Regions from separate parts of the Mus musculus genome. Here regions 1 and 3 are each linked to region 2. The links are chromatin loops, found by intact Hi-C in ENCODE. Cell type or tissue: heart. All regions are shown on one strand. Each heading gives the region's core, and the rest is flanking DNA. Links, peaks and the distances in the headings are about the cores only.

Region 1 (7,060 bases), core at 659-5,658, 720 kb after region 2:
ATACAATCCTGGGTCGGTAGAAGGCTGTCAGGGCTTTCAGCGGAATGAGTAATCTCACAGCTAGTGACGTCTCCAACGCCTTCAACCAAGTAAGTGGGTCTTAGGAAAATCCCAGTGACCTAAGCTCCAGTGAACTCTGAACCTAACCAGAGCACCTCCGTTTCAGGTCCAACAGAATACCCTGCCCCAGCATTTTGCTATGTTGCACGAAGAAGAATGGTGGATGAACACAGCAGGGCTTCTCACCTAGATCAGACTGTATAAGGGCAGTTCAGTGAGGGAGAAAGGGCAGAGACAGAGAGTGAGAAGAAAAGGCTGAGAGAAATGGTGGCCCTACTGGGCCAGACAGCATGTGAGAGCCAGGGAGATTGGTCCATGGGGGTCTTGCCTCACTAATAGCCTTAGCTTTCACATCCCAGGTTTCTGCACCATAATATGTTAGACTATTTTAAAAAGCAAATCATAAAGAGAGGCATGGTCTGACTTTAGGTAGGACCACGTTTATTCACAGCTGGGGAGCATTTTGTCACCCACAGTTACCAAAACACCTAAGGGGGGGGGGGGTGGAGATGAAACGCAACCTCATAGGAGCAGAAAAGGACAAAAATGGCCTCCATTGTCCGCAAGGGAAGCTGGGAAGTGTATGACCGCCATAGTGAGCAAGGGAAGCTGGGAAGTGTAGTCCTTCAACAGGAAACCATCTCCATCCACTTCCCATTTAGTGATTATGAAAACAAAATGACTGTATGTTGAGTTCATTTAGTTCTTCACACTGTATTTTTTTTAAATGTTTACAAATTTAATATTTCTGGAGATGCACAGAGAACATTCCCCAAGAGGCTGCCAAAACCAGGTCTCCCAGGAAGGAATAACTTTTTTACCCCTATGGTTTTATTTATGTACAACATTGAATTTTCAATAATGAAGATTATTCATCATGTTCCCATGGGTCTCCAGAAAATGAAGTGCTTGAGGTCTTGGTTTTGTTGTTGTTGTTGTTGTTGTTGTTGTGTTATTTTGTTACCTGTGCCTAAAGTCAGCCTTTCCATAAAATTCTGAGATGTCAGCATACAAACATCCAACACCCCAGAGGGAAAACCAGCCTGAGGGACATGCATGTTCCTGTGGAACTGCAAAGAACATGGTTAAGACCTGAGAGAAGGTTCCAGAAGCTTCACCTTTTCAGAGGGAAGAGATGCATCTACCCTGCTTGTTCCGCACATCTTACCTACACTGCCCGGGGCCTTACCCACTCTAGGGTCACTAGGACAGACTGGCTCTGGCTTTGTCCCACAAATCCCCTTTCTAAGGTGACCTGGTTCCTGTTAACCACACAACCCAGGGACCCTGGCCAGGGGCAGCTATCCTAATACCACTGCTCACAGTCACCCCGCAGGACTCCCTGTCCTACCCAGCTTAGCCCAGACTAGAAACAGGAAGGTCTAATGGCTTCTTGCAGCTCAGCTGCAAGGACAAAGCTGCAGGAGCTCGAAGGACAAAGCTCTCTCTTCCCAGAGAACAGCGCCTCATTGTCACCAAAGGAGGAGAGAAGACACTGCCAGAGATTTTAATGTAAAAATTTCCTTTCCTCAAAACCAGAACAAAAAAAAAAAAAAAAGTAAATCAAAACAAACCCAAAACACTCTGTGAGTCTGAAACGGTGAAGCTAAGGAGAGAGGCAAGAGAGAAAATGCATTTGGATTTTTTTTTTTTTTTGGTGTGATTATATTATTCCTAAAATACCTCATCCTCGGCTTAGGTGCTATTTCAGGGTTTGATTTGGCATTCATATCAGAGAGATCGGTTCACTGCTCCAGGAGAGGAGGAGGCAGGTTTCTCTGTGCTCACTCCCATTGCTGCAGGTAGCCAGGGGCTGTAGAGAGCCCAGGGCAGATGGCCAGCCCAGGAGGACTCGGCCACTGGGGACTCCATCATCTTGCATGAGCACAGACCCTGCAAGGCTGTCCATCCCCCAAAGGCAGACACCTCGGGTAGGACCTGGGCCCGAGGGTGGGGTGTTCCCAGAATATGCACTGTGACCCAGCTCCCTTCTACAGCCCCTGAGACCTCAAGTTCAGAGCCAGCTCACTGCTGGGCAAGTCTGTTTTTTATTGCTATATGAGTACTCCAATAACCAGTTTCTATTCAGGAGATTTGTATGTAGAGCCCCTGGGCATCCTCAGAGCAGCCAGGCCAGTGGCTGGCAGCTGCAGCATGACCAGCTTCACCCCTGCTTGGACTTTCTCTCCTACACACCCCTCCTTCAGGTTATGACTGTGCTCAGACCCACTACCACGGCTGCTTTAGAGAGGCGTAAAGGAATGGCTGACAAACTTTCTAGGGTGACTGATAGCCAGCAGGTCAGAGTTTGGAGCCAGTTGTGATTGCTGTAAACTCTGGCCATTTAGTCATCCCGCTTCCCTCCCCACCTCGGGGCTGGGACAGCACAGCCCACCATTGCTAGCGGTCGAGGACTAGGTCAGTCTTGTGGGTACTTATACAATACTGTTGAAGTCAGCGGACTCATGTGCTTCCGGTTACGCTGTTTGAAAACTTGCTGCGAGCAATAAAGAACAATCTAGAACCAGACATCATGACAGATCAGGAATGTGGGGATTGCCTGTGAGGCCTATCTGCCTCTCTCACTCCAGTCCAGGCATTCCCACTCTGTACGGGACCCCATGCCCATTCCCACAGTCCATTATCCCTGTCTCTAGCTTAAAGTGGACAAGGTGAACCAAGCTGTGGCAGATGTGGTAGGAGTTGGGGGAGGGGCTCCTAGTATTTATGGAAGCAAGTGACAGAGGGCAGTGAGGAAGATGTACATTGGGAGAAGCAGGGGAGGGGCTCCTGCATTAGAGGGAGGGGCTCCTGCGTCAGACTCTTCACCCTCACAGTTGCTTCTGCTCAGTGCCAGCATGACAAGTGCCCAGAGCTTGGCATAATTGCAAGACAGGTGACTTGAGGACCCTTTGGAGCTTTCCAGAACCTAGGGACAGGGTGCGCATGAGCCCAGTCCCCTTCCTGCTTCCTAAGAGACCAAGCTCCAGCCATCACTGCTCACTATCAACTGGCCCTGCTGCACATTTATTTTAAGAGGAATTATGCTGACATCTGGTGGCCAGACGAGAAACTTCACTCTGTAAAAAATTGATTTAAATGTATACCTGTTTAGATAGGTAGGTAGGTAGGTAGGATGGATGGATGGATGGATGGATGGATTTATGGATGGATTTATGGATGGATTTATGGATGGATATATGAATGGATGGATATATGAATGGATGGATATATGAATGGATATATGAATGGATGGATGGATGGATGGATGGATATATGGATATATGGATAGATGGATATATGGATGGATGGATGGATGGATGGATAGATGGATAGATGGATGATAGGTAGGCAGAGAGATAAATTGACATGAATGTAGAAAAGGGACTCCAAAAGTAGAGAAAGAGATCTTAAGGGAGGGGAGAGAAACAGGGATGCTAAATGAAGACGTGATGTGGCTGCAGACTGGGGAAGGAGATCAGAAGGAGGGAGAGAAGAGGCCCAGGAGAGGGGTGGATACATAAAAGCAAAGCAGAAAATGGTTCTCCATGAGGCCATAGCAAGGAAGCCCATTTCTTTGTATGCTAGCCAGAAATTTAATCTTTTTTAAAAAGTGTTCACAATTTCCAGCTAAAGCAGAAAGATCGGTTCTAGATTTAATATGTCCACACCACAGACTGTGGCTCTGAGTGACAGGGAGGAGGGGGGACGTTCAGGACCTGACAGGGACGGACATACAGGCCCACCAGAGCCCTAGAGTCCACCACTGCCCCCTCCTCTAGTGAGCAGACAGAACTAACCACGTCCTATCCCCTGTGAACAACACCCTGTGGATCAGGTCTCAGACCCAGCACCCTGGCGGCCAGCAGTAGCGTTCCCATAGCAACAGAAGCCTTTGAGAAACTTATCTGGAGTAGGGATTCCCCGGGGCCTCTGCCCCTCACAAGGCAGGAGGGAGCTGAGCTGATGGGGAAAGGCTCACACCGGGACAGGATGGACAGGATGGACAGGATGTCCCACCAGCCATGCCGAGCATCATGGGAACATGTAGTCAGGCATTTGGTGGAATCCTGAGAGGGTGCAGCGCACACACCTATGTCTATACTGGCACCATGTTACAGTGAAAGAAGTTCCCATGACCAGTAGCCCAGCCGTGATTGATACTCTCAGACTAAAGGACAACACATTCCAATCCACTATGAAAGATATGTTAATAAACAGGTGACCCAAAGAGCAAACAGCCTGGATATAGCTGTCCCTACCTCCACTCATGCACTTAAGTCAGACCACAGGGGTGGGTGCTCATGGCATGACTACTGTGGTCACTTGCTCGCATGTAAAGCCTTTCTGGGTGGTTTACAATAATGCTGTGACATTTACATTAGAACACACATGAGAAAGGGGCCATGGAAGAAAGAACTGTCGACTCAACTCATCTCCAGCCCCCATCACAGCTACATGCAGAGAACCCCACCATATCCCTCCCATGGTATCACCCTGATTCCACTGGGATTCAACATTTGGAATTTATCTTTGGATTCCCAGACTTCTAAAGTAGATGAAGAAAATCCCAAGGCACCTCTGGTCAGCTGGAGGGCTCTGATCAAGCCTGGCTCCACCCTCCCTACTCTGAGTCCTTAGCGGTGCCAGCTGCCTGCTAAGATACGTCCTAAGGCCATGGAGCTGCCTGCTCAGATCTGGGTCCTGTAGAAAGATGGTGGGGCTGGCTGCTTGGGCCTGTCTCTGCCCTACACAGGGCTGCTACTATGACCAGCCCACTTGGTATTCACAGCACAGATGTGGACATCAACAACTGCGTTTACAAGGAATACCTGTTAGCATTCTGTCTAAGCTCCATCCCACAGTTACCTGGCAACAGTCTGGGCCTGACCCACTATAAAGGGGGCTGCTTGCCCCCTCCTATCTCTCCTGCCCTCTTGTTCTTCCCTTATTGCTCCCACTCTGTCCCCTTGTCACTTCCCCATTCCTTTTCCCCCGCCACCCCCCCACCCCGTCTCTCCCCATGTGCTCATGGCCAGCCTCTACTTCTCTACTCTCTCCTTCTCTGCCTTTCTCTGCCTCTACTTCCCTCCCCATACCCTGAATAAACTCTATTCTATACTATACTACCATGTGGCCGGTCCCTCAGGGGGAAGGGACGCCTTGGCATGGGCCCACTGAGGCACCCCCTTCCCCCATACCTCCATAGAACATATCCCCCCTTTTCTCTTTCTCTTTTTATAAACACATCAATACCAGCTCTCCACGCAGGTTGCTCTGAGAGAACATGCCCACCTCGCCCTTTCATATTTCCCATCACTATTTTCCTGGCTTCTCTTGAGGCCTGGGTCCATCCTGACACTGGACCTATCAGCCGTGCGTCCTTCCCCCACAAGGGCCCTGGGTCCTTCTCTACCCAAGAGTCTCTTTCCAGGAAGCCATGGGCCTCTCTTTCTCTCTGCAGAGGGTTCACTGGGAAGTGAACTCCATGAGCTTCAGACCAAGGCTGTATCTTAGGACTGGGATGGGCCTTTTGGTGATGCAGTCACCTTTAGGTAATTTACGCATGCTCCTGAAGTAGCCCTGTGAGGGCTGCCACTGGTTTAGCTCAGCACGTTGAGCTTGACTAGATCTATTTCTTTGGCCTCTCTATCTAGACTCTCAAGAAAAGTCACACAATAATCGATGCCCACACCGAGACCAACAGAATTGATGGCTCGGTAGGAAAGGTGTTTGGCACACAGGTGTGAGTAACTGAGTTTTATCCCCTGCACCCACACTAATGTCAGGTACTGCAGCATGCTGTAATTCCAGCACTGGGGAGAAGCAGGAGGCCCCTTGAGTCTTGCTGGCAAGCAGTCTAACTAATGATGGAGGTTCAAGTCCTGTGAAAGACCTGCCTCCAAGAAGGCAGAAAACAATTGAAGATACCTGATACTGACCTCTGACCTCTACATGCACACACTCATATGCACACATCTATGAATGCACACACACACACACACACACTTGCACGCACATAAATGTGGGGGGGGGGCATGCACAGTTAATGAAGCTACCTGAATGGACAGAAAAGTCATGCTCAGAAGCCATAATATTTTGAAGTGAAAACCTAAGTACCAAAGCCAGGTTGTATACCTGTCAGGCCACCTCATAACACAGGCGGTTGCCACTGCTATCAACTCAATGAAGTATGAGATAGTATGCCTATATTGTTGAAGACACCATGCATGCTTTGGTTGCATGACGAGAAATGGGGCTGGGCTGAGCTGAAAAGCTCCCAGCCTTTGACTCGTGTTCATGCTGACAGAAAACACTACACTGGTGGAAGGGAGGAACCTGTTGCAAATGATCCTGGTAGCTGCATGCCAGGCAAGGCATGCCTCCTGGTGTGCATAGCAATGGTGTGACCAACTACTTTCCAATTGTTTTTAAAGCCCATTCCAGGAGGGAACCCATGTTTGATACTATAAGCCTAGAAAAGTGTGTGTGTGTGTGTGTGTGTGTGTGTGTGTGTGTGTGTGTGTAAGGTCCCAATGGAGAAGCTACTGATATTGTTTTGTCAAATGAATGTAATGTACCTGTCAAACTACCTTCTAAAGTTATGCTTACACCTATAAATTATTGCTGTTGTCAGCCTAAGTTGGAGGGGAATGCTTCTTTTTAAGACTTTTCCCCTCTTTTATGTGTGTTTGTGTGTATGTGTACTGTGTGTGTAGTATATGCTTATAGTATATGTGCTGTGTGTAGTGTATGTATGATATGTATGTAGTATGTGTATGTGTAGTGTGTGTAGTATGTGTATGTGTAGTGTTTGTAGTATATGTGTAGTGTGTGTATGTGACATGTATATGTGTGTGTGCAGTGCATGTATATGTGTATGAGTGTATATGTAGTATGTAGTATATGTGTAGTGTGTATGTGTAGTATGTGTTTAGTGTGTGTCTAGTATGTGTATAGTGTATATGTAGTGGGTGTGCATGTGTAGTGTGTGTATATG
Region 2 (7,060 bases), core at 1,226-6,225:
GCTGATGCAGAGGCCATGAAGGGGTGCTGCTTACTGGCTTGCTTCCCATGGCTTGCTCAGCCTGCTTTCTTTTAGAACCCAGGACCACCAGCCCACAGATGGCCCCACCCACCATGGGCTGAGTCCTCCCCACATCAATCACTAATTTAAAAAGCGCCCTACAGCTGAATCTTATGGAAGCATTTTCTCAGTGGGGGTTCCCTTCTTTCTAGCTTGTGTCGACTTGACATCAAACTACTCAGCATGCTTTTCTAGGGAACCTTAACTACAATGGCGATTTAGGTTCCAGGCCCTGGCAGGTTGTACTCCGTACATCAGCCGAGTTGAGATTACTCAGGAGACTGAGCTAGGAAGAGAGAGAGAGTTCAAGGGCAGATCAGACGAGTTAGTGAGGCTGTGTCTCAAAAAGTAAAACACACTTGCCTGACAAGCCCCAGCACCTTTGGCAATCGAAACAGTAAAAATGCAATGTGAACATGCATGGGACCATGCATAGAGTGCAGCATGGAAGACCCAAGGTCGACGTGGATGGGATAGCAGCTGTGCTGGCTAGTTTTATGTCAACTTGACACAAGCTAGAGGCGTTGGAGAGGAGGGAGCCTCAGTTGAGAAAATGCCTCCTCCATAAGCTCTGACTGTAGGGAAGCCTGTATGCATTTTATTAATTGGTGATTGATGAGGGAGGGCCTGGCTCACTGTGGGTGGTGCCATCCCTTGGCTGGTGGTCCTGGATTCTATAAGAAAGCAGGCTAAGGCAGCCATGGGGAACAAGTCAGTAAGCAGCATGCCACCTAGGGCCACTGCATCAGCTCTGGTTCCTGCCCTATTTGAGCTCCTGTCCTGACTTCCTTCAGTGATGGACTGTGACGTGGAAGCGTAAGCTGAATTAACCCTTTCGTCTCCAAGTTCCTCTGGTCATGGTGTCTCATCACAGCAACTGAAATCCTGACGAAGACAATGTCATTGTAATTTGTGACTATTGAAAGCTCCAGGACTTGTGGACAAGACTAGCTTTCCTGGCTGAGACTGTGAGCGATCACCCAGCCAGACCTCGCTGAGCCCACTATTAAAGTCAGGTCACCCCTGCAGGTTCTTGGCTAAATTTTAGGTTATCTTTGATCCATTTTTAATACAGGAAATGGTGTAACAGCTATCCATGTGTTGATAAATGATGTTCCTTTCTTTAAACTTTTTTTTGCTGTATCCTAAGTTACCTGTCTGTGTGAGGTGTATGAGTATATTAAGTGCAAGTGTGTTTAGAGGCCAGAGAGGGTGCTGGATCTGCAGTTACCGGCAGCCGTGAGCCTGACATGGGTGCAGGGCACCTAACTTGGGTCCTCTGGGAAAGCAGTAGTTGCTCTTAGCCACTGAAACATCTCTCCAGGTCCCCTAGATTTTGTTTTGAAATGAACACGGTGTGATGAGATGAGCCTGAGGGAATTATAACCATCCTGATAGGAGAGACAACGTTCTGAACAAACACTTAGGCCTACTCCTGTGAGTATCTGATGGTTTAAATCATGAACCTCAAGAACATTTCCTCAGGGATCCCTCTGGGGGAGAGGAAAGCATAAAGCCTTGGCGGCATCCAGGGGAGGAGCCTGCCTCTCAGAAGGAGACCTCCCAGAGTTCCTGCTTGTCAGGGCACCTTACCGGAGAGACTGGAGCTTAGACAATGCCGGGCCAGTGAGGAGCAGGACCACACCTTGGCCAGGACTGTGTAGTCAGGAACACCCCTGCCTGTTTAAGCCTCCTGTCAGAATCCAGAAGTACACTTGAGTGTCACTGGGCCCTTTCTTCTCTTTCCCATGTGGACACACTCAATAAAATGTTCTCTGATTTTTATTATTGCTTGTATCTTTAATTGACATACAGGGCACAGCACAAACATACTGTGCATAAACAGTCAAGTTTAGACTTTCAGCACCCAGGCTTTGACCCTGAAAACCTGTAACAGAATCTTGATAAATTTCTCATCCTGACATTTAGTGAAAATTACATGTCCTTCTTCACAGCTGCCATTTCTAGGTGTCTGCAGGCACTCTTAATTATATACCGATTCTATTTGTATGTGTATGTGTGTGTACTTTGGGCATCTGGGAGCCACTGAAGTCAGAAGGGTCAGATCCCTGGATGTGGAGTTACAGATAGATGGTTGTGAGCTGGCATGCGAGTGTTCAGAACTGAACCTAGTCATCTGCAGGAGAATTCAGCATTCTTAACTGCTGAGCCATGTCTCCAGCCCCTCACAGGCACTTAAAAAATACATTTTAACAATAGAATTACATCGCTCCCCTCACTTTCTTCCAGCCCCTGCCAGATCTCTGTCCTCCAGTCCCTCTCAAGCCCCAGTGCTCAAGTTAAGTACCCTTCTTTAAAAATTATTTTCACATACATCTATAGATTAGTATGTATGTGTATTCACAATTATATGTAAATACAACCTGCTAAGCCTGTTCCTTTTGCTGCTGTATATGGTTTCAAGGCTGACCACTCTGCATTGTGCAACAAATAAAGGGGTCCATCTCTGGGAGTAGCTAACTCTCTCTCCCAGCAGCCACTAGTGGCCTGTAGGTCTTTGTCTAGGGGTGGAACCCCAAGAAAACCTCTCCCTTCCACGTTAACATGTCCATCAGATATGCCACTGCTTCGGTCTAGTTTATGCAGCCATTTCCAGGAGAGATGCTCACGGCAGACTTCTTGGTATACAGGCTCTTACAATCTTCCCACGCCTACTTCCTCCAAGTTCCCTCGGCCGTGGATGCAGGAGCTGTGATGCAGATGTATCTGTTGGGATCTGGTGATCTTGCATTGTATCGAGCTGTCTTCTGGGACGGTCTCTGTTAGGTGTAAAGAGAACCTTCTTTGATGAGGCTTGGCAGCTACACTTACACAGGGACAGGGCTTGCACACCTCACTGGCACTTTACAGAAATCCTCACCCTCTCAAAATCCTGCAAGGTCACATTCGTCTCCGTTTTAAAGGTGGAAAAACTGAATCTTGAAACTGTGCCCTCTGGGAGTTTTGCCACCGGTGGGAAGATTGGAAATCGTTGGTTAGAGGGCTTCTTGGAACACTGCTACCTCCTGATCTCCCTTTCGGCACCTGAGTGGAAGCGCCTCACAGACTTTATGAAAACAAGCCACTTTCCCAGCTTTACCCTTCCTCTGTAGGACCAAAACTCACTTGCACAGGAAAGGGAACGCCCTCAAAAGTCCATTCCTAACAGGTTTTCTCTCAAAGCAGTCAGCTGGCTCCAATTCCAGGTCTCTCTCGGCTTAGGGTGGCTGTTAAACCCCACTGGCCGGCAGAGGGCAGCACAGGCCAGCTAATGGATGGATCAGTGCTCCGAGCATCCGCCTCCAGCCTCAGCCACCTGTATGAAGTAGGCAGAATGATGCATAGTTGAACCTCCTCAGGTAGGGTGCGCCCAGGTGCAACACCTTAGGTTCCAAAAGGCGCAGGCCAGTCTCCCTCTCTTCTGGTGTAGCCTGGAGATGAGACAAAAGAAGACTGGACCACAGGCAGATTTTTTCTGGCACCTCGCCCACCCCGTAGGGACCTGTTGTAACCGGAGTGTGGGGTTTCCCTGCAGGAACTATAGTAAAGGACATCTTTTCAAAAATAGTTCTGATCATGGCAAGGCTAGACACAGGAGCTCGAAAAAGAGCTACAGGGAACTTACACTCACTCGAAGCACCCAGGGGGCTTTGGGAGGATCACATGTTTTTGTTTTTTGAACTCTGAGCAGCACCCATAGCTCTGGGTCACCGTGAGGTTACCTGGTGAGGGTTTGTTTTTGTTTTGTTTTTTAAATCAATCTTCTAATTTATTAATGTGTTACAATGAGAAGCGCAACTGTATCTTATAGTCTATCATGACTTCAATGCGGGCTTTAGAATTAAACTCTGTTGCTAAGTTTTATTTTTGTGGCGCAGTCCCCATTAGGTGTGCTGTGCTGTGCTGTACTGTGGTGATCATGGTAATCTGGCCAATTGAAGAAGCCGAGCTCTGCCGTAACAGGAACTCCAGCAATGCCTTCACTCCCTACAGGCAGGTCCAATGTGATAAGGCCAATGTTTCCATATTGCTGAGAGAAATGGTCTCACCTGTAGGTTTTCCTCACGAAGCAATGCATTCAAAAGTGGAGGTTCAGATTGTTAGAATGCACTTCCCATAGCTGTTTAGGAGGTCTTAGATTTACTGCCACAGTTCTGGTGGTGGCCATACTACAGCTCGGTTAGTTATGTTTCAGGGTGCTTACGCAGTTCTGTGACAGCCACACAGCAGGATTATAGCAATGCAGGAATCAGCTTGCCTAGCTGCGCACTTTCCCTCCACTTTCCAGTGCTGTTGATAGGGAAGGGGAATCAGTGACCAATGGCACATGTAGTGCAGGGCTGCTCCCCGTAGTCCTGGCTTCCACACTGGCTGCTGGTAGTACTACCTTGGAAGACTATGGAAACACCGGGACATGAGGCCTCACTGGAAAGAACAGGACTCTGGGTGCGTTGGCCCTACTTCATGTCCTGTTTCCTGGTGGACTGAAATGTGAGCAGATGGCCTTGTGCTCTGGCTGCAGCCCTGACTCTTTCCCTGACATGGTAGTGGACTGTACTCTCAAACTGCTGGCTGGAATACATTCTTCCTGAAGCTTCCTGGGTGTTCAGTTATAGTTTGAGAAAATAGCTATTACACTAACACCCACAAGCTATTGACTAAATAAGCAGATGGCAGGGGGAGGGAGAGACAGAGAAATCTCTCATGCAGAGTACTGGATGATCTCTGCAGATGTTCATCTCTGGAGGCACGAGGTGAGGTCTGCCACTTTTCTCAAAATCACTGATTTTTTTTATGTTGACCAGTCAGAACTCAGAGTACAGATGTGTGCATGCAACAAGGCGTGTGTGGAGGTCAGACGACAACTTGACAACTTTATGTGGCCGGTTCTCTCCCTCCATCAGTCCATGGGTTCAAACCCGGCCTGCCAGGCTCCCATGGGTCCTCACTGCGCTCTTGTGTTCACTGCCTCGTTGGCCCTTTGTGTATGTGAGGACCGGTATGCTTACCTGAAGTGTACCTTTCTCCCATGGTTCTGCCCTCAGTGCCCATTTCTGTGCCTTTGGCCTGAGCCCCCCACCCCTACTGCCCCTGCTATTATTTCTCCATATGTTTGCAAGTTTGCACTTATTTTTTTCTGGACTCAAACTGTGTCCAGAAAACTGCCTTGTGTTGGGTGACTACTCTTTCCACTCATCTTATACTCTCACCTGACTTTTATACCTGGCTTCTCGGGTCTTCCCTATGTCTGCTCAGCTTATGTGAACTTACATGTCTTGACTGAGGCAGAGCCTGGAGGGACTTCATTCTGCATTGACAGACCCTTGAGTGGGCTAGGAACACAGTCAAATGAGTCTTATGTCTCCCTTGAGTCTAGTGTCCTGCTGAGGTCCTAGTTTTCTTGCCAGTCAGCATTTTATGGGGTGCATGAGACTTTAAGGTACTGTCTCTACCATGTGGGACTAACAGGGCTGAGTCTGCTGAGTAGATGGTCTCTGTAAAAGCCATCTTGCTTAGGTCAGCCTTTTTTGCTCTTTTTTTTTTAAAAAAAGATTTATTTATTTATTATTATATGTAAGTACACTGTAGCTATCTTCAGACACAGCAGAAGAGGGCATAAGATCTCATTACAGATGGTTGTGAGCCACCATGTGGTTGCTGGGATTTGAACTCAGGACCTCTGGAAGAGCAGTCAGTGCTCTTAACCACTGAGCCATATCTCCAGCCCCCTTTTGTGCTCTTTTTATTCAGGTTTTCAGTGGGATGAATGAAGCTTGACTCTAAGTTAGTTATTCAAAGACCTCTGTCATGGTTCAGATCTTAAATGTCCTGCCAGAGGTCGCTTGTTGAAGGCCTGGTGTCCAATGCAGCAATGTTTAGAATCAGGTGTAAAGGCTAGGATTCAGTAAATGGATGTGAAGTTAATTAACATTGATTGTCATCTTGACAGGATTGACAGTCACCTGGGAGACAAGCCTCTGGGCATGCCTGTGATACATCATGTATTTTATTGGGATAGCTAAAGTGGGAAGAGTCACCCCCAAAGCGGATGGTACCATTCTCTCGGCTTGAGTCCTACAGTGCAATCAAGGAGAAAGCTAACTGAGCATAGACATTCACATTTTTGCTTCCTGTTGATGTGACCAGGTGCTTCAAGTTCCTGCCACAAGGACCTCTGATCACAATGGACTGTACCATCGAACTGAGTCTAAATAAATAAATACATAAATACATAACTCTTTCCCCCATACATTGGTACAGTCAGGGCATTTCATCATAGCAATGAAGAAAATAAGATACTCACCAATGGGGTTCAATAGCTTAGTGGGGTTAGGGTGTGGAGCCTGGTAGAAGAAGTCAGTCACTGTTGGTGTGCCCCCCTCCTTCTCTCCTACTTTGCTTTCTGAGCATCAGGAAGGGAACAGCTCTCTCCTATCACGTACTGCGTTCCAGACTCAGAACAACTGGGCTGAGCAACCTTGGGCTGAAACCATGAGTCAAAACAAATCTCTCCTCTTTTAAAATTATTTCTTTCATGTATTTTATCAGAGCAGTGGAAAGCTGACTAATTTAAGGGTTCACAACATCCAGAGATGCTCCCACAGTGAGGCTGAACCCAGCCATGCCAACCAACAAGAGGGTGCCGATAGCACAGAGTATTCTGGGAAAGTCCTCCTGACTGTGGACGGAAACATTTGTAGTCTCCCAACAAGTCTTTCTTCTCTGGAATAGCTTTGAACCACATGTCCCTTATTCAGTCTGCTTACTGTGGGCCAAATCTGACTGCTGGGAAACACTGACCCACTCAACTGACTGGGTTTTGAGATGGGCTGAAACAGCCAGCCAAGAGGGCTGCTAGTGCTTTCTATATATTCACAACACATATATAAAGATCTAATCACTTATTTTATGTGTGTTTTGCCTGCATGTATGTAAGTGCACCGTGTGTGTGCCTGGGGCCTGAGGTAGTTAGAAGGCAACAGATAAAACTAGAGTTACA
Region 3 (7,060 bases), core at 1,118-6,117, 120 kb after region 2:
CAGCGATCCCCCCTGCTCATTTCTGTCACCCCCTTTGAGAACGTCACTTGTTTTATACTTAGCCTTACAGTGTAGGATTAGCTTTCGGCTAAAGTGAATTAGTCAGGGTTCTTTAAAACTCAGAACAAAGGTGCTGGAAACGTGGGGCGAAGGGGGTGCTGAGCTGTGTGCTCCTGCAGGCCGAGCCTCGCCAGCAGATGGGAACTTAGACTGAGGGATGTCAACTGGGACTAAAGTTTTATGTTACCCATAGACCTTCACCTTACACATAATGCATCTTTCTTCCTGAAGTCATTTTAAGAGGGATGCCAAGGTTGTTGAAGTTCTCAAGGCATAAAGATCCCAACCCCAGAGAAAGAACAGTTTTCAAAACATCTTACATTTCAAATCACAGAGAGCCAGTTGTTTGTCATATACACAGATTTGGAGAGACACATGAATTCATACATACACAGGCTCATGTATTCACAACACATATATACATGTACATGCACACACTTGAACATACATGTACATATACACATGAACATACATGTATACTTACACATGTACACTCACACGTGCATATGCACACATGAACATACATGTACATATACACATGTACATTCACACATGCAGATGCACACACATGAGCATACATGTACATATATACACATGTACATTCACACATGCATGGGCACGAATGTGCATATACATTCATAATACATATACACATGTGCACACATGATTGCACATATATGTACATACTCACATATGTACTCTGTACTCATGCATGTCACAGGCACACATACACACAAATGTAGATTTCATATCCTTCTTTTTTTGCCTGGCATATCATTTCTTTCATATTCCCTCCCCAGCTCTTTTCTGCTCCTCATGTGATTTACCCAACTCCAAGGTTACAGGAAAAAGGTAGAATCTTTCCCCCTACAGGTCAGAGATTGTTTCTGGTTCCTCAAATGTCCCATAGGGAAGCTTGGGAAAGTTTGCTCTGCCAACTGATTCAACCTCGTGGTGAATAGAATGCTTTGTAGGGGTCAGCTGCCCTGGTTCCTGCTGACTGGAGTGCAAACTCAGCAGCGATTCTGCAGTTCACAGAACCAACCATAGATGTCGACACAGTACACAGCTCCTTGGAAAGCATTGGCTCAGAGGGGACCTTCTTCATAGGCTCAGGTGACCATCAAAACCGCTCCTTTTGCTTGAAATAGTTGTGAAATCACATGCTTTCTGGGGATACTGCTCAGTGGATAAAGGACTGTCTTGTCAGTATGAGGACTACAGTTCTGATCCCTGTCACCCATGTAAATCCTGGCCAGGTGGGACACTTGATAAGCAGAGGTAGACCAGATGGAGTCAGTGAACTCTGGGTTCAATGAGACATCTTACCTCGATAAATAAAGTGGAAAGCAACTGAAGAAGATGCCTGATATTAGCTTTGGGTCTCTATATACACATGTACTCGTACACTCGTACCCACACACATTTAAACACATACACGCATACACACAAACACACACAAAAACAGGGAGAAATTACATGCTTTGGGGGAAGGTAGCAATTCATAATGGACCAGCCTTGATACCAAAGGATGGCTTAACTCAGGAAATGGCTTTGCATGGAAGGGGGTTTGTGGAGGATGGGCAGGTCTGAAGTCGCGAGAAAGTCGAGGGTAACCCAAGACCCTCAGACCGCCACAGGTTTACTGAGCTTGGTTCACAGATATGGGCTAGCTCCTAACATTATGGCACCCAACTCAAAGCCTCCACAGTTGCCTTTTGGCTGCCTCACTGTCTCTGTGGGGCTAAAGGCTCTGGGTATTTAAATCCCACATGCACAAAAGTATGTGGCAAGGGGCCCTGGGGACAGGCACTACTCTGGCATCTCCATTTGAAATTGAGCACTCAGTGGGGCTGTTTCCTCGTTCTGCTATCTAGTCACTCTGGGAGGGGAGCCGACTAAACTGTAATTACATTGTAATAAACCTTGCCCCTAAGCTCTGCTCTCGAAGGCTCCTTTATCCATTGGCGTGCCTGACCACACCGTGTGGAGCTCAGTGTCTCCAGCTGAGCGAGGGACTCCGTGAAAACCTGCCTTGCACTGGGTGATTTGTAAAAACAACCCAGCCTTTTGGTTCTGATTTCCTTCCCATTGATTTACACTAGTAGATTTAATTCTTCATCTCGGAGATGACTTTGCAGTGAGGAAGCCATTAGGACAAGAGCAGTAGAGCTGTATGACTCCCCCTGGGATGAAGAATACCAGGCTAATTTCATTTCAGGATCTCACTGGTGCGCAAAGCTTAGCAGGATACAGACCAAGGCCAAGAGTCAAGGCTTTTCATGCTCTGCTCTTAGCGCCTGGGCATAGAGCCTGGGGCGCATGCTCCGCTCTTAGCTCCTGGGCATAGAGCCTGGGGCGCATGCTCCGCTCTTAGCGCCTGGGCATAGAGCCTGGGGCGCATGCTCCGCTCTTAGCGCCTGGGCATAGAGCCTGGGGCGCATGCTCCGCTCTTAGCTCCTGGGCACAGCAGGGCATGACCTGGGATGCTGAAGCCCCAGGGAACCCAAGGTCATGGGGGCTTGTGCGCTGTCCTCATCTAACAGTGGAAAGGCCCAGGCAGCTCTGCTTGCATGCCCTCACCTACCTTTATCTAGAGTAATAGCATGCAATTTAAAAATTTAATTTAGGTCTTCCAAGTGCCGTCATTCTTCGAGTTAGAACCGGGTGGAACACAGGCAAGAGCCCTGAAGTGTGAGTCCTCCGCTGATGGCCAGTGTGGTTCTGTCATAAGATCCTATCCCTAGGGAAAGAAATTACGTAAGGACATAAACTCACTGAAATGCAAACGGGCTTAAAGGCTCTTCTTTTAATTTGAAAGTTTTCAATTTTTTTTTCTGTGAACAGAAATTCCATCACAGTTTTGTCTGAGCTCTTTTTAGATGTTTTTTTCTCTGCCATGTGAATTCCACACAATGATGATGCACTATTCTGGGTGCCCAGTACCTCTAAACTGGTGGTTCTCAACCTTCCTAAAGCTGTGATCCCTTTTAATACAATTCCTCATGGTGACCCTCAACCATAAAATTATTGCATTGCTACTTCATAATGGTAACTTCGTTGCTGTTATGAATCATAATGTAGTTTGTAATTTTGCTGCTGCTCTTATGAATTATAATGGAAATATCTGATATGCAGGATCATATCAGGATTTTTCCCATGAAAAAGTTATTTGACCCCTAAAGGGGTCACGACCCACAGGTTGAGAACCTTTGCGCCAGAAGCATGCTTGAGTGCTGTCCAGCAGTTGTCTACTGCTGTGCTCGCTTTGAAAAAACTGGACACTATGCCCCCGGTCTGGGGATTATTCCTCTGGTCCCCAGCAATGCTTTCCCTCTGGTCTGCTATGCACACTGTCTCCAGCCAGCCAGCCAGAGATGGAGAACGAAGGGAGCAGAAGGAGTCCAACCTGATGGAGAAAGAACAGAGCAGAGGCTCTGGAAGAGGAGCTGTTCATATCCTCACAACGGCAGGGGAGTGGAGGTCAGGCCTCCAGAAAGCGATTCGTTTCAGATGAGCACTTTGGGATAGAGCTCCATGTATAAGGTTAGTGCCCCTGTAAAGTGACCCTGGAGAGCCCTGTGCCCTTCCACTAGATTAGGACACCATCTTGACGAGCATAGGATCTGCTAACACCTTGATCTTGAACTTACAGTTTTCAGAATGTCGAGCAGGAATTCCTTCCCGCGTTCCCACGTGACCAAACACTGAGGACAAACACCAAGGGGAGAGCAGTGAGCACAGAACACGTCAGCAGGGAAAGGGCTGGGAGCTGCCCCTAACAGGAACCTCACAGGATTAGGTGTTGGCTGCTTGGCCTTTCCCTTCTACTCAAATCTGTTCAGTGACCTTTCCCCCACCACCCAGTGCAAGGCTGGCCTGAAGAATGTGAAGCCTCCGAGGACACCTTGCCTACAGCTGACCTGTGGCCAGATGTCAAGTCACTCAGCGTCCCACCCCACATCTACCTGTGAACGGCAGAGGGCGCCCTGCTCAGGCAATAGATTAAAGCCTGGTAGCTGCAGCCAAAGTCTCTGGGAACATAGATAGCTGCCAGGCTCCATGCTGGTTACCTTCAGCAGCACCCTAACAGTGGGGGATCTGATGTAGTCACTCTCTGTCCCTCTTCATATTGTCTACAGTGGTTCCCAACCTTCCTAACGCTACAACTCTTCAATACAATTCCTCATGTTGTGGTGACCCCCAAACATAAAATTATTTTCCTTGCTACTTTATAATCATAATTTTGCTACTGTTATAAGTTGTAATGTAAATATCTGATATGTGACTCCCAAGGGGGCCGTGGCACACGGGTTGAGAACCTCTGGTCTACACCTTCATGTAGACCTCTTCCCATGGCACCTCTCTTGTCTGGCAAAACTGTGAGTCCACCCCCTAGATGGTGGGGATGTCCAGAAACAAGACTCTCAAAGAATATGAGGTAAGGAAGGGTTCATGACTGTAGTGTCACTTGCTGCTTCATAGTTCTGCCAAGTGACCCAGGGAATGTCGTCTGGGCTGGAGGTGAGGTGGCGATACAGATGCCAAACTCAAAGGAGGAGCTGAATATCTTCCTCCTGTTGTCATTGAGAGACCTTGGCATCAGGGAACTGAGACAGAGCCACAGAGGGTGGGCCCCTGGTCACTACCACTTGAGAATGCTGTTCTGGCCATGCAGTGAGCTCAGGCTGTTACCCATTTGTCCTGGGACCTCCAGATGGAGCTTTGCTGCCCCCTCCCCCCGGCCGTTCATCCCATGCCCCTGGCACAGATCTCAGATTTGTAGGCTGGTTCTTTGAGTAGGCTTTGGTGACTACTGCAAGTGGCCAGCCCTGGTCCTGAGAACCTGGGGACCTTTTCCTCCATGGCTCCACTCTGGATACCAGCAGAGATGGGTCTTATACCAGGGCTGGTCCTACCTGGTTGGGCTTTTGCATGCTATTTCTTCTGGAAGCCCAGCCCCTGGTTTCTGCTGAAGCCAGTTGCTTCTTCAGCTGATGTAGGAATCCAGAATGCTTTAGAGGGTCCTGAAACCCATCCAGGAAGGCTTCAGGGCACACATTCATGGCTCATGGAGCTCACAAAGAAGCCTATTTGTATTCTTGGGGAGTCACCCCTGCTGTCATTTGTCCTCTTGCCCACAGATGTGAATCATCTGAAAGCATTTGAAGATCTTGCTCTTCTGAAAACAAAATCTAAGCCTTTGCACACTGGGCTCTGGTGGATAGGCAGGGTCCCTCTGCTCCTGTGTAACAGGGACATCAGCATAAGTGGCAGAGTGATGTGCTTTTCAGAGGCCTTCCTGATATAAATTTCTGAAATAGGCTTTTAGTTCTTTGGGTGAAATGAGTATTTTGATGAAGCACCAAACTTGGTGCCCTCTCACAGAGCCAGCTGTCCTCAGGCCGTGAGGGAGCATCTAGCAGATGGGTAAAGGCTCTTGGTGGGTTCTGCTTCCTTGTCCCCAAGAATGCTGTCCTTGAGACCCTTATGCTAAAAGTCAAACCCCTGGGTAGTTGCTATTTGTATGATGGCATCAGAGTGAGGAGCTTGACAACTCTGGGAAGCTGGTGCATGAGGGAGTTGTAGGTGTCTCATTGATTCAGCTAAGGGGCTACTGGGCCATATGTCACCAGAAATCTGGGTTTCCTGGAGAGATCTGGAGTACCGTAGTGTGGCACGGGGCAAGCCCTTTCCCTCCAAAGCCGCAACTTTCAGATGTGATGTTTGAATGAGATGTCTTGGGCATTTGAATACTTGGTTTCCACATCACAGTGCTGTCTGTGAGGTTTAGAAGTGTGGCCTTGCTGGGGGCAGGCTTTGGAGTTTCAAAAGCTTCTCTCTCTCTCCCTCTCCCTCTCCCTCTCCCTCTCCCTCTCCCTCTCCCTCTCCCTCTCCCTCTCCCTCTCCCTCTCCCTCTCCCTCTCCCTCTCTCTCTTCCTCTCTCCCTCCCCCCCCCCTCTCTCTCTCTCTGTGTGTGTGTGTGTGTAAGCCTACTTTTGGCTCAAGGTGTGAGCTCCCAACTGTTTCAGCCAATCATATGTGTCTGCGGTCACACTTCCTGCCGTGATGATGTCAGCCTCTTATCCCTCTGGAACCATAAGTCTAAACAAGTCCTTCATTTTATAAGGTGCTCTGACTGTGGTGTTTTATCATAGCAAGAGAAAAGTCATTAGCGCACCAGCCACGTCCTGAATGGAGGCACTACAAACAGGTCATTCACAGTTGGATCACTAGGCAACATACATGAAAACACCTTAAAATTAACATGGGAATTTAACTCCAATATACAACGGCAAAATTAATTTCAACAGTGCATATTTCAGCGTGCAAATACCCAGCATGGTCACAGGCATACAGAAGATGATAATTTAAGCAAGTGTAGGCCATGCCTGCTGAGTGTTGCTGGCACTCCATGTTATCTGTGTTGAAGGAGTGACTCACAGACTGTATTTCTGCATGCAGAGGGATGGAGAGATTCCCTCAGGAGGCCACGTATGGAGGCAAGCAATGTCTACACACACAGCGGCAGGGCCATTCCTACTTTAGAACTACTGCCATGGGTGGCCTTCCTTGGCTCGGCTGTGGTTTCCCTAAATGATTAACTGCTTCTATAATATTTTGCAGAAAGAAAGGGCCAACTTGTCTTCATTTACAGGGAATCTCTGTGTGGCTAGAAATTTAGGAGCTGTTTAAACTACTCATCAAAGCTCTAGGTAACAAAGAAAACTCACCTTTGACAGATGTGAGCAGTGTGTTCCTAGAGTCTCATTCTGAGGGAGGACTAGTGGCTCCAGGCACTTCCTGAGACACATTGCTGGTATCCTGGCTGCTATGCTGGGTGTGAGGAGGCTGCTTGGCACTGTGAGACTCGGACTGCAGTCAGGTCACCAGCAATCTCTCAGCATAACTCCACTGCCCTGAGTGTTTCTCAGCCTCCTCTGATGTGTGAGCTACTCCACCACCTTGAACAGTTCTAAGTGCCCCATGGATGTGACAG

The links. A loop is a pair of places that touch in the nucleus more often than their neighbours do. Peaks named below come from ENCODE experiments on the same cell type or tissue, not always from the same donor. Only the 100,000 strongest peaks of a DNase experiment are listed, where the experiment ranks them.
Region 1: a loop joins it to region 2, with 10 times the contacts of the local background. A loop is called at or near these places in 27 of 42 quality-filtered maps.
Region 3: a loop joins it to region 2, with 2.7 times the contacts of the local background. A loop is called at or near these places in 3 of 42 quality-filtered maps.

The regions. Positions count from the first base shown.
Region 1 is chr8:11,953,248-11,960,307 of GRCm38, reverse strand. No RefSeq gene overlaps it. Among named protein-coding and RNA genes, the nearest start is that of Tex29, 120 kb to the right of the region's middle. In heart, for the core only: a CTCF peak has its summit at 3,118 (motif pointing left); no DNase peak of the experiment used is centred there; H3K27me3 peaks cover 2,905 bases.
Region 2 is chr8:12,674,005-12,681,064 of GRCm38, reverse strand. It overlaps 4931415C17Rik (RIKEN cDNA 4931415C17 gene), which reads right to left. Exons shown (of 2, transcript NR_166502.1): 2 at 1,840-3,491. Among named protein-coding and RNA genes, the nearest start is that of 4931415C17Rik, 5.1 kb to the right of the region's middle. In heart, for the core only: a CTCF peak has its summit at 3,306 (motif pointing right); a DNase peak (open chromatin) is centred at 3,324; H3K27me3 peaks cover 3,179 bases.
Region 3 is chr8:12,558,569-12,565,628 of GRCm38, reverse strand. No RefSeq gene overlaps it. Among named protein-coding and RNA genes, the nearest start is that of Spaca7, 11 kb to the left of the region's middle. In heart, for the core only: a CTCF peak has its summit at 4,034 (motif pointing right); no DNase peak of the experiment used is centred there; H3K27me3 peaks cover 4,608 bases.